Linked DNA regions of Homo sapiens: region 1 is linked to region 2. A link is a contact called in ENCODE Hi-C or POLR2A ChIA-PET data. All regions are on one chromosome and are shown on one strand. Each heading gives the region's core, a stretch centred on a gene start or an enhancer-like site at or near the end of the contact. The rest is flanking DNA. Distances are from core to core; before and after follow the strand shown.

Region 1 (6,054 bases), core at 3,080-5,579, 38 kb after region 2:
AAAAAAACAACTTTTGATTTCATTGATTGTACTGTTTTCATTTAAGTTTCATTTCTTTCTGCTCTGATCTTTTTTTTTTTTTTTTTTGAGACGGAGTCTCGCTCTGTCGCCCAGGCTGGAGTGCAGTGGCGGGATCTCGGCTCACTGCAAGCTCCGCCTCCCGGGTTCACGCCATTCTCCTGCCTCAGCCTCCCAAGTAGCTGGGACTACAGGCGCCCGCCACTACGCCCGGCTAATTTTTTGTATTTTTAGTAGAGACGGGGTTTCACCGTTTTAGCCGGGATGGTCTCGATCTCCTGACCTCGTGATCCGCCCGCCTCGGCCTCCCAAAGTGCTGGGATTACAGGCGTGAGCCACCGCGCCCGGCCTCTGATCTTTATTATCTTTATTTCTGTTTTGTTTTTTTGAGACAGAGTCTTGCTGTGTCACCAGGCTAGAGTGCAGTGGCGTGATCTCGGCTCACTGCAGACTCCACCTCCTCAGCCTCCCAAAGCGCTGGGATTACAGACATAAGCCACCGCACCTGGCCACCAGGCTTTTTATTACCATCAGTTCTCATGCAAACTAAGAGTGACAATTCGCACAAGTGAGACTGTCACCAAGCCATTTATGAGAGATCTGTCCCCAAGACCTAAACACCTCCCACCAGGCCCCATCTCCAACACTAGGGAACCAACTTCAACATGTGACTTGGCAGAGCCAAACAAACTATATCCAAACCACAACAGTTCCTGAAGGTGAGGTGTAGCATTTGTGTCTTATTTGAGGGATCCTTTATACATTCTGCCCATAGCAGTGTTGTCTGTCTGGGAATTAATTTTCTCAAAAGGCAGTGACTGTGTCTGTCACATTCACTTTTTGCTGATTCAGCAGTGGTGCTTGAGAACTTCCAGACTGAGTGGAAGGGGTGAGAAAGAAGGGAAGAGCAGGTCTCATGAGTGCACCAGGGAGCCAGGTACTGAGCAGTTAGGAAGAAAGACAGGTGGTGTGTGACAGACTGCCACGGTTACCACTTGAGACTGTCATTACCACAGTTACTACTGTTACTACTTGAGACTGTCATTATGACAATTGCTACTCTTACTACTTGAGACCATCATTATGACAATTACTACTGTTACTACTTGAGACCGTCATTATGAGACTGAATGAAGGGGGATGAACATAGAAATGAAAACTTAAGACAAAAGAAACTGTTTTAAAGGAAAGGGCCAGGGGAAGAAGAGAGCTCCCCGCTTCTAGTGAGCAAAGGCAGCAGCCCTGAGCTTCTCCAGCCCTTTGTATTTATTGGGTAGAAAGAACAGGGAGGAGGAGGTGAGACTGGTCAGCTGCTTAATTGATCACAGGTTCACATTATTGCTAACAGGCTCCAGATGCGTCTAATCCCAAGCAACACTTGTGCCTGGGTTGTGACTGCCCTCAGCATTCCTTCTGGGCTGCAGATGCAGTTTGTCAGTTTGCCAACATCCTGCTTTCATGAGAACAGTTTGCTGTTTACCCATATGGCCTCCAGTGGTGCACTGAGTTGATCACGACCCTCACCCTTTTGGCCTTCAACAGTGGTGGCCAAGGGACAGACTCTGGCGTCACAGGGTCCACTCACTGTGTCTCAGTCTGTTTGGGCTGTTATAGCAAAGTACCATAGGCTGGGTGGCTCATTAGCAACAAAACTGTATTTCTCACAGTTCTAGAGGCTGGCAAGTCCACAGTCAAGGCAGATTTGGGGTCTGTTGAAGACCCATTTTCTGGTTCGTGGATGGTACCTTATTGCTGTGTTCTCACGCAGTGGAAGGGACAGACAAGCAGTCTCTCTTGGGGCCTCTTTTATAAGGCACTAATTCCATCTATGAGAGCTTCAGCCTCATGACCTTATCTGCTCCCAAATGCCCCATCTCCAAATACCACCACCTTGGGAGTTAGGATTTCAATGCTTTGGGTGATGTAAACATTCACACCACAGCCTTGTGGGACACTGGGCAGGTTACCTTCAGTGCCTCATGTTCATTACCTGTGCAGTGGAGGATCGTAACCACACAGGGCGAGAATAAGGCATAAGCAATATCACTAAGGACACCGCCTGGCTAAGAGGTGGCACCAGGAAGTGACTACAGTTTCCATGTTACCTGCATGTGTGCCCCAGGAAGGTCCGACTTTTCCTCTTGGTCCACTTGATCGCCTATTAAGTAGTCTACACACTGTTACAATTTGCTAGTAGTACATCAACTACAAGTTGATGCAATGAAGTTGGCCAAAGGAAAAACGAGGGATCTGGAGTCTGGCTGGATGCCCTTTCCACGGGCTCTTCCCAGAAATGGCTGTGTCTCCCTGCTCCTGGTCCTCCAGGACCCATCTCCTCCCCATGATCCTCTCATGAGTTGTCTTCAAGAGGAGGTAGCCCTTTGCTATTTGAAACCACACAATTAATGGAGAATGCTGGAACGTACTCAACACTAAATCTACTTTATAACTTTTTAGTGTCTTTTATCTGGTGTCTCCAACTTCTGTAAAAGGAAAAGAATTTCAGCCCTAACCAGAATAGCCTTCAGTTACTGATGGTATCAGTAAACACCGAGGGCTTTGCTTGAGAAGATACAGCCACTTCTGGCCATAAATTCATTTTTCAAAGACCCCTTGCCTATAATACCTGGGCAAAACCACTCAAGAACAAATGGTATTGTTCACATTAAACAAAAAAGCAAAATTTCCAACAGCACCACCCCTGCTCATGTCCCACATCTATGGAACCAGTTCTTTACTTTCTGAAGCACAGAGGAGTTTTACTGTCTGGACATACCCAGCAGGAAAGGGTCAATCGTTGGCATTATCTGAGGAAGTCCATGTTTCCCCTTATATGACACCAATAACCAATTGCTGTCGTGAGAGATTTTTCCACATTAACTCACTTAATCCTCATAAGAACCCTATAAGGTAGGGACTATATTTAGCTCCATTTTATAGGAAAATGCGAGAGGAAAGCTGCATCACTTGCCCGATGTTACACGTCCACTAGACGGTGGTTGGGGGACCCGGGTTTGGACTGAGCAGCTCCTGCCTTTGTCATCCATGGCATGCACCCTCTTGCTCGGAGGAGGTCCCCTGCATCAGCCCAATCCTGGCTTGGAAAAGTCTCAACCTAAAATGAGTGAGAGCAGTTTGAGTATCGTGAGTAAAATTTGGAATAAATTAAAGATTTAATGTTCCCTTATTAACAAAACATAACTAGCTGTGCTTCAAAAAGAAAAAAAACACTTTTGAATATTGAAAAGGCATTTCTTTTATTTACATAATGATCTATATCCAGATGTACAGGAAACAAATCCCAGGTTATAACAATACCTACAGCTCCGAGAAAGATACCTCTTATTATGCTGTATTTCTAATACAACTGATTCTAAATACAATTGATCCTCTTAAATTCCATTTTGAAATATTTTCCCCATCTGCTTGCTTACAATCTATTTTTCAGAAGCAACTGAGTATACATTCGACATAAAACTGAAATATTTACTCAAAATGTCAATGCATACTGCTCCTGACACATTTATATGAAGGATAATTTCTTGGTGATTGAATAATTTTTAGGACTACTTTTTGAAACATCCCTTGTAAGTAATTTAGACCTAGACTGTATTTCCTATAATGTTAAGCACTCAGTAACTGTTAAGAGGCATAAATCAGCTTACTTTGTAAATTAGTTTAAGTGATCGCTGCTCCTAGGAAAAACAGAGACTGTTCCCAGTGCCCCTGATGACAGATGGGGGCCAGGATAAGGAGCATCCTGCTCTGTGGACATCTTCTTTTCACTTCTCCCCCTGCATACTTCAAAAAATTCCATTGTCGCTTTTTAAATTACACAAAGGACATTCTAGCAGTGTTATGACTGAGGAGTGCATAAGGTAAATATAGGAAAATACAGATCAACAAATTTGTATAAAAGCATATGTCAACGGCTCCTTCAAATAGGCTCCAAATTGAAGTAGTGGAAGTAACAGTTAACTTTTAGTTGCAAAAGATTAAGAGTCCTGCTCTCTCTTGTGGCACCTCTCTTCCCATTTCTCTGGAACTTTTTGCTTCAATGTAGCTCCATTTATTGTCATGGTGCTTAGGCTGGGGCACTTTGTTCTGGCCATGCAGTTATCTGGGTCTGGATCAGTCCCTTTACTGCAGCCTTTATTGGTACTCAAAGGGTGAGGCTCATAAAAAAACAGGACCAAAGAAATGCAGCCACCACAGCTCAGGAGCCAGGCTAAAGCAGGAAATGATAATGATCTCTACCAGGGCTTTCAAGAGCTCAAAGTACTGTAAGAAAATGTGAATCACGGACCGTCTGAAATGAAGCCCCTCCAAGTCAGGATGGAAAGGAGGTGCCGCCATCTAGGAGAAATGTGTGGAGTAGACGTGGATGAGCAAACCATCTGGAGTTTTATCAGCGTCCTTCTTGTTCCCTGGAAAAAAAAAATGTAAACTTTGCACAAAAAACACCATTTATTATTTATTTTTTTCCTTCCCTTCCCTTGGTAGCTTTCTGAAAAGACCAGAGCTTAATAATTCAATGATCATAAAAATTTCTTCAACTTAATGAGAAATTCAGTTCTTTCCTTGCAGGGCAAAAAATCTCTCACATTCTCACATTGTATCATGGCAGGGAACACTGCATCCGTGTGGAGAAACACCATGATCCGCTGAATAAAATCTCTCAGGAAACCTGAAGCCACTCACTAGACTGTGCAAGGCGGATTAAGATCGAGGGCGACATCGCAGTAGAGTCTATATATAGATGCCCACATGATGAAGAGCTCGAGGAAACCTTTTCTGGTCAACTCACCAAAGCTTTCAGCTACATCTGGTTATGATGGGGCATGAAACTCCTGTTACATTCTGGAAAAACAATTCAGCTGACCACAGACCACCAAGTCGATTTTTGGTCTACACTGGAGAGAACTTCCTCCCTTAGAACGTTGGAGGAATCAGACAGAACAAGGTCTGTTGCTCATCTGATCTCTAACAGGGAAGAGATCATGAGAGATTTAGAAATCAGTCTCTTGGAGGTAGATGGGTTAGAGGAATGAGTGGCAAAAAAAAAAAGACACAATATATAAAGGGAAGAAAACTGAAATCAGAAAAAGAAAGAAAAAGAACTTTCAGAAATATATGTTCTATTTAACACAGTGGATTGACCAGATGGATTTTATCTTCTCTTTTACCTAAAGCTCTGCATAATAGTTTTAAAGATATTATTCATAATAACAAAGAAAATGAGAGGAAAAACAGCAGCCAGTGAGATATTTCAACAAGGTACAGAAAGCAGGAACAGATGAGAGGTGGTAAAGTACAGGGAACGTGTCTACAGCTGAAGATGTGGACAGGAAGAGGTCGTTTACCACAAGGAGCCCAACAAAAAGGGTCTCCTTCCATAGCTGGGCCACAGGGGGAGCTCTTGCCCTCCTTCTCCATCTCACAGGGGTGGGGGCGCTCCATGCAGGGGGCCCAGGAAGAGTTTCCTCAGTGCAGGAGCCCCTGACCACCTGCTCCCAGACAATCAGAAGCCATGGGTGGGCGGCCTTCCCCCGACAGGGGAAATGAATGATGCCCCTAGCCCACAGGCCCTGCCGTGACTCAGTCTGGTTTTTAGTACCTTGGTCGTCAATGTGAAAGGACAGTCTAGCACCACAAAAGATTTGATTTAAAAAAAATAATGAAAGTTACAAAAATTAACATAGAGGAAGCAGTCTATAAAGAGAGCAGAAAAAAACTTTTAAAAAATCTATATTAACATCCTTAGGCAAATGCTGCATTCATAAAACAGCAAGATGAACGCACACGTGCACGCAGACAGAGACTAAATCACAGCTCCTGGAATTTGTAGGAATGACAACTAAAATAAAACAAAATTTCTGGCCAGGCGCAGTGGCTCACGCCTGTAATCCCAGCACTTTGGGAGGCTGAGGCGGGTGGATTACAAGGTCAAGAGATCGAGATCATCCTGGCCAACATGGGGAAACCCCATCTCTACTAAAAATACAAAAATTAGCTGGGCGTGGTGGCGGGCACCTG
Region 2 (5,713 bases), core at 2,480-4,979:
TGCACTGTAAACTTTAAAGTGGTAGATGTCATGGTATGTGAATTGTATCCCAACACAAAAAAGTGATTCATCATAAAATGGTTGAAAGCAGTTTAAAAATATTGAGTGATATAAATTTAAAAATTAAAACCTCTTGATTCCTTCACTGACTTCACCTTCCTCATTGCTAATTTCCAAAGGGAAATCATGTTACCACTGTGCAGAAACCTTCTAGGACCAGTAAAGTATATATGTGAGCATCTTTTTTTCTTTTTGGCAAAAATAGGATCAAACTTTAAGTGGTGTTTTGCAGCTCGCTTTGTTTAAGGGACAATAAACATCTCCATGTCAATTCAAGTGCCTAACTGTTAAAGAAGTGCCTAGTATCCCATTGTCTGGCAGTCCTATCGCTTACTTAAGCAGCCCTTTATCAATGGACACTTAAATGTTTCCAAAATTTTGCCATGAGACTCTGAACTGAATATGCTTGTGCCGGCATCTCTGTAAACTGATGCAAGCATCTGCGTTGCATGAATTCCTGGAAGTAAAACTGATGGGCCAAAGGACATGTGTGTTTTAGATCTTGATAAATATTGCCAAATGGCTTTCCAAAAACTGTTCCTAATGGACAGGGTCCCAGCGGTCAAGCAGGCCCCGTTTCCTCCTACCCTGCGGGCTGAAGTCTTCGTCCTCTGAAGAAGTCTCCAAGACCACTTGACTGGGGGTGATGGAGAAGGCAGGGTGTGGGGAGATGAGCCTCAGCCCATCATGGCTTGAGCTAGGATGGCTGTATTTTCATTTGGATATAAACTGTAATTCTGATAACAAGGTTTTTGAGCAAATAATTCTGCTTTAAAAAAAAATAAGAAAAATAGGCCGGGTGCGGTGGCTCACTCCTGTAATCCTAGCACTTTGGAGGCCGAGGAGGGCGGATCACCTGAGGTCAGGAGTTTAAGACCAACCTGGCCAACATGGTGAAACCCCATCTCTACTAAAAATACAAAAATTAGCCGGGCGTGGTGGCAGGTACCTGTAATCCCAGCTACTCAGGAGGCTGAGGCAGGAGAATCGCTTGAACCTGGGAGGTGGAGGTTGCAACGAGCTGAGATCGTGCCACTGCACTCCAGCCTGGGCAACAGAGCGAGACTCCATCTAAAAAAATAAATAAATAAAAAAAGTTTAAAAAATAAGAAGAAGAAAAAGAAAAAAACATGTTTGGAAACCATTAACAGGTTCTCCTAAAGCCATTTTCCCTCTCCCTTCCAGAGTCCCATTTAACCCTGCTGTGGCCTCCAAATGGCACCCAAGGAGCTTCATGCCAGCATTCACACCTGTGTAGCCCCATTTCACACCTAACAGAGAGGACCTGTGTTACCACAGGTAATGCAGAATGATGGTATTAAGGACATTGCAGCTTCCGCCTTGTGTGGTCTGATCTCCCATTCTGGAGTAAGATAGCACTGTGTCCTGAGGGCAGAGGGGCAGCCCTTTGAGACCCCAGGTGAGGCAGAGCCGGCCTGGAAGTCACCCTTAGGCCCTCAGCCTGACCCACACCATGCCTGCGGTCTCGTGGGAGACCTTGAGCCAGCACCACCCCGCTGAAGTGCTCCTGAATCTCAGCCTGCAGAAACTGTGTGAGATAACCTGTGTTGATTGTTGTCTAAGCCTCTAAAGGCCGGATGAGTGTTAGGCAACAATGGATAACTAGTAGACCTGGACTTGTGTGGTTCGGGGTCCTAGATGCTAAAAATCTGGTTTTATGCTTGGATTTAAACCTACCTCTGCCTCTGCCCCGTCGGAGGTCCTTGGCATTTCCTCCCGGGTTAGGACACCTAGCCCCAGGCATCTCCTCTCATGACCTTTACCAATGTGGTGACAGTTCAGATGAAGGTCCTTGGCATGAACAGGAGTTGTAAGGATGGATATAGTGACTCGGTGATTGAATACTAAACCCAAATTTAAAATAAACGTGGGTCATTTGGTCCTATAATCTTTGAAAAAGCAATTATGTATAACGGCAGAAGGTTTCAGCTGGATGTCAGATTATACGGATCTAAGAGTCAGTAGGAGGCCAGAAGAGTGGGAACTATTCTTTTCAATGTGATGGTGGGAAGCGAAAACAGAGGGCTCTTTTTTTGTTTCTTGGTTGGTTTGTTTACTAAGGCATGGAGAGGTGAGCTTGTGTTGTGGGAATAAGAGAAGGGATTCGTGGGAGGAGATTGAAAATGCAATCTAGAGAGGGTCATGGGTGGAGAGGGGTGCAGAAAGATGGGGGTCAGCTTGACTCTTGTGGTTTCCCTGAACTCTGCCTCATTCTAGAGATAACTGGGGTGAACTGGTGTCTCAGTGGGACTGTGGAATCCACAGGTGCAGAATGAGGTGCTTGTCCAGCTGAGGTGGGTCTTCCTGGAGTTGGAAGCATGGATGTACAGGAAGCCCTGTCACCAAGGCTGGCAATTCCACCTGAGGATCAACTCGAGAAGTGGCCATCAGAAACCTGTGACGATGAACCCGTGGCTCTCCTTTTGCCTGCTGCACCCCAAGTGTGGGGACTGTACTTGGCACACAATAGGCATTTAATGCACATTGAATGGATGAAGTCTGAATGTGGTTGCTCAGAGTTGGTGATTACCGAAGTCAGAATGGAGGGAGGTCAAGGGGCTGTGTCTTGAGGGAAGAAGGAAGAACCTCGTGGCAATGGCTGAACTGGGAATCCAGAGGTAAACTGATCCAGCATGGGGGAGGGAGGCTTAGGGTCTGGAGATGATTTAATAAGAGTAGCAGGGCCCGAGAGGGAGGCAGCAGGAATGTGGCTGGAGGAGCCTCCAGGAGCCCTCTGCCAGGGTCGTGAGAACCCATGGGCTGGGGCCAGGGAGATGAGAGGTGGAGGCTGGGACCATGGTGTCCTCTTCTTAATCAAAAGCTGATGCATTTTGTTTCCTCTTGAAGGTCTCAGAGTCCCCACAAATCCCTGCCTTGTTCACAACAGTTGGGGCTTTGTGCTTCTCTCTGAAATAAAACTTTTATCTTAAAAAAAGAAAAGAGAATGTATCCAATATAGTATATCATAATCACAGTATTGGGAACTTTCCCAACCCTGGTGGGAAGGAGGAGGAAGTCGTGGGTTCACTGGGGCACAGGAAAAAAATGCCAGAGATGTCCACCCCTAATTTTTTTCCTCTCCTCTTCTGGGTTTCTGTTGTAATGGATTGAAAATACACAGGAGATGTAATGCAAAACTTGGCTTTGATTTTTTTTTCCCACCTAACTCTTTAAAGGTTTGGAAAGATTTGATTACATGGCAGGGAAAGTAAAAATGTGGATGAGATATCCTGACGCTCAGGCCACATGACCAGGTGATAAGGCGTTCAGAGACTGCCAGCGGCAGCTGCTGGCTCAGGTGCGGCCTGTGTGGGAGGACTCGTGTCTCGGTGGTTACAGAGAAGCTGGCTTCCACGGTGTGAACCCGACTGAATCACAGGCCGCTTTTTTGTTCTCCCTCGGCCTTGGAGGGCCTGGGACGTTCCTGTTGCCCAACATCCTGGTGAGCTGAGAACATTCTGTAGATTAATTAGGTTCTCTCCTCTGGCTCAGCAGGTCTGTTCTAGCCATTTGACCAAAGGCTCTCTGATATTTTCTACCAGCCTTAGAACGACAGTCTGCAGATGTGTGCACATAAATGTCTGGGAGGAGCACACAGATACTGTGGGAGGAGTGGGTCCGGCGTAGCTATTGGGAGATCTCGCTCGTACACATGGCGCTACATAGAAAGAATGCCCTGAGGTGAAGGTGACAGCTCGGCAGTTTCTTAATACCCTGAACTTGAGCGTGGCCTGCGCTAGAGAAAATACACGGTGCTTCTTAAAAACAAAAGCCAGCAGCCTGCAAGAGGGCTGTGCCTGCGAGTTCCTGGGAGCAGGAGGGGGCTGTTCCTCCGCCCCTGGCTCCAGTTTCACCCAAGTCACTTCACAGCAGTTGGAAGGAGGTCACCAATTGTTGAGTGTAGGCGGGGGGCGGGGAGGGAGAGGAAGAGGGATGAAAAGGGAAGGCCCGGGTCAGCTGGGAGAGGAGCTCGCGGGCTTTCCGGCGGGCTGGCCTGAAGTGGAAGGGCCCAGGGCTGCCTGCCACCCTCAGATGCCACGCAGGTGTTGGGAGGGCACCCGTCTGTGGGCTCAGGGACGTGTTCCCACCGACAGGCACAGAACGGAAAGCACCTTGGGGGAGACGCCCTTCTCCCCATCTCAGGAGGGAGGCCGGGCCTGCAGACCTCCAGCCCTTCCCCAGCGCTCGCTGTGAGCTCCCCCCCCCCACCCGCCCCCCACGTGCTGGGGAGCAGGTCCGTTTCCCCACCAGTTTGCCTCTGGTCTTTGTGTTTGCTCTGAGGCCAGGCGCGCCCCCTGCTGCAGGCCTGGGCTCCTGTGTGGAGTTCTCCTTTCAGATGTTGCTAAAATGTCTTGAAAGGCTGCGGCCACACCAACAGACGTCGTCCGGCCTTCTTCACACGCAACGAAGCGCCCAGGTGGAAATGCATGTACCCGCGGCAGCTTCTCGGCAGCGGGCTTCCTGGGACGGAAGACACAGGCTCGCCCGAGGGAGACGGAAGCAGGGGATCTGCTAGAACTCAGCTCGCCTCCTCCTTTCTCAGCAGGGCAGAGAATCATGGGCTTGTGCTGACGAAAGCTCCAGAAAATGGACTCATTTAACCTTTCCAAAGATATTATCCAAGCTGCAAAATCTTGGCAATCTGAAGACCTTTTAAGTCGATATACCAAAGAGCTTTAGTCAGGATTGAATGCAAAATGCCAAAATTTCACTTTTAAAATCATCGTAACATCTAAATACAACCTAAGCACACTTGTAAACTGATGCCGAACAGGCACTTGGAGAGCCCTCCCTGCACCCCTTCCTCGCCCCCTCCTTTGTGCAAATGCTGTTTGCCCAGAACTTCAGCCACTGAAAATCCTGGGAACTTTCTCTTCCTGGCTGCCAACCTAGCAGTTTGGACTCACAGACGAGATTTTTAAATCACTGAGGGATTTAAGCCTCTCTGTGTCACAGAAAAGCGAACACCCTCCCAGTTGAAGGTGGCCCCAAAGATGCGGGCCTGGGACCCAGGACTTCTGCAGGAGAGTGGACGCCTGGGTGCCCCCCGCCTTGCCCTGCACATGGTAGGTGCTCAATAATTACACAATAAATATTCACACAAAGCAGTGATTCTGCCGAAGAGATCCACTGCAATGCACCTGGCTTCCTAGAAGCAATAAATGAAAAGCTTTTCTATTTTTTTAAGAAAAGAAAAGATTAATGAAGCCCTGACGTAGAGGCAGAGAGCTCAACAGAATCCAGTGACTCAAGGCGTGCGCAGAAGCAATTTGCTTCTGAAACTCTAAACACCGTTCTTTAGTACTTCCTGACACTCCTCAGCAGCAAGCAAATAAATATTTACATGTGGAAGGAGACTGTCCTTTGAAATGTAGGTTGTTCCATTCAGAAGAGAAATACGGCAAGGTGCCACTACTTTAGTGGCAACACGCGTTATTATTTATGTTTTCCAGTTTGAAAATCGTGCACTTTCTATCAGGACCCTTAAATGGTAAACACTGATTCCCACGTGAAGCGAATTAGTCCAGCAGCCACCCCCCCCTTGGTGGTTCAGGGACAACAGCATAAGCTTTGACAAATCACCCTTTGTTTTATGCTTTGATTACCTGGTGAGCTAAAAACAATGATAGTA

The links. A loop is a pair of places that touch in the nucleus more often than their neighbours do. ChIA-PET counts read pairs that join two places held with the same protein, here RNA polymerase II (POLR2A). Pooled maps may share reads with other maps.
Region 1: a map with no recorded cell type shows a loop between it and region 2 (3-fold over the local background). The contact joins the enhancer-like site here to the promoter of LINC00683 in region 2. A Hi-C loop is called at or near these places in 3 of 37 single-sample maps with no recorded cell type and 2 of 50 pooled maps. POLR2A ChIA-PET finds 5 or more read pairs at or near these places in 1 of 52 experiments (H1).

The regions. Positions count from the first base shown.
Region 1 is chr18:76,653,347-76,659,400 of GRCh38, forward strand. It overlaps LOC107985151 (a long non-coding RNA gene), which reads right to left. Exons shown (of 3, transcript XR_001753506.1): 2 at 4,325-4,445; 3 at 2,971-3,133. Among named protein-coding and RNA genes, the nearest start is that of LINC01927, 17 kb to the left of the region's middle. RefSeq lists an enhancer at 5,361-5,862. Within about 2 kb of position 4,330, at least 2 of the 41 ENCODE cell types and tissues checked have a DNase peak (open chromatin) inside an H3K27ac peak, as active enhancers do.
Region 2 is chr18:76,616,048-76,621,760 of GRCh38, forward strand. LINC00683 (long intergenic non-protein coding RNA 683) reads left to right here and starts at 3,730. Exons shown (of 2, transcript NR_120419.1): 1 at 3,730-5,147.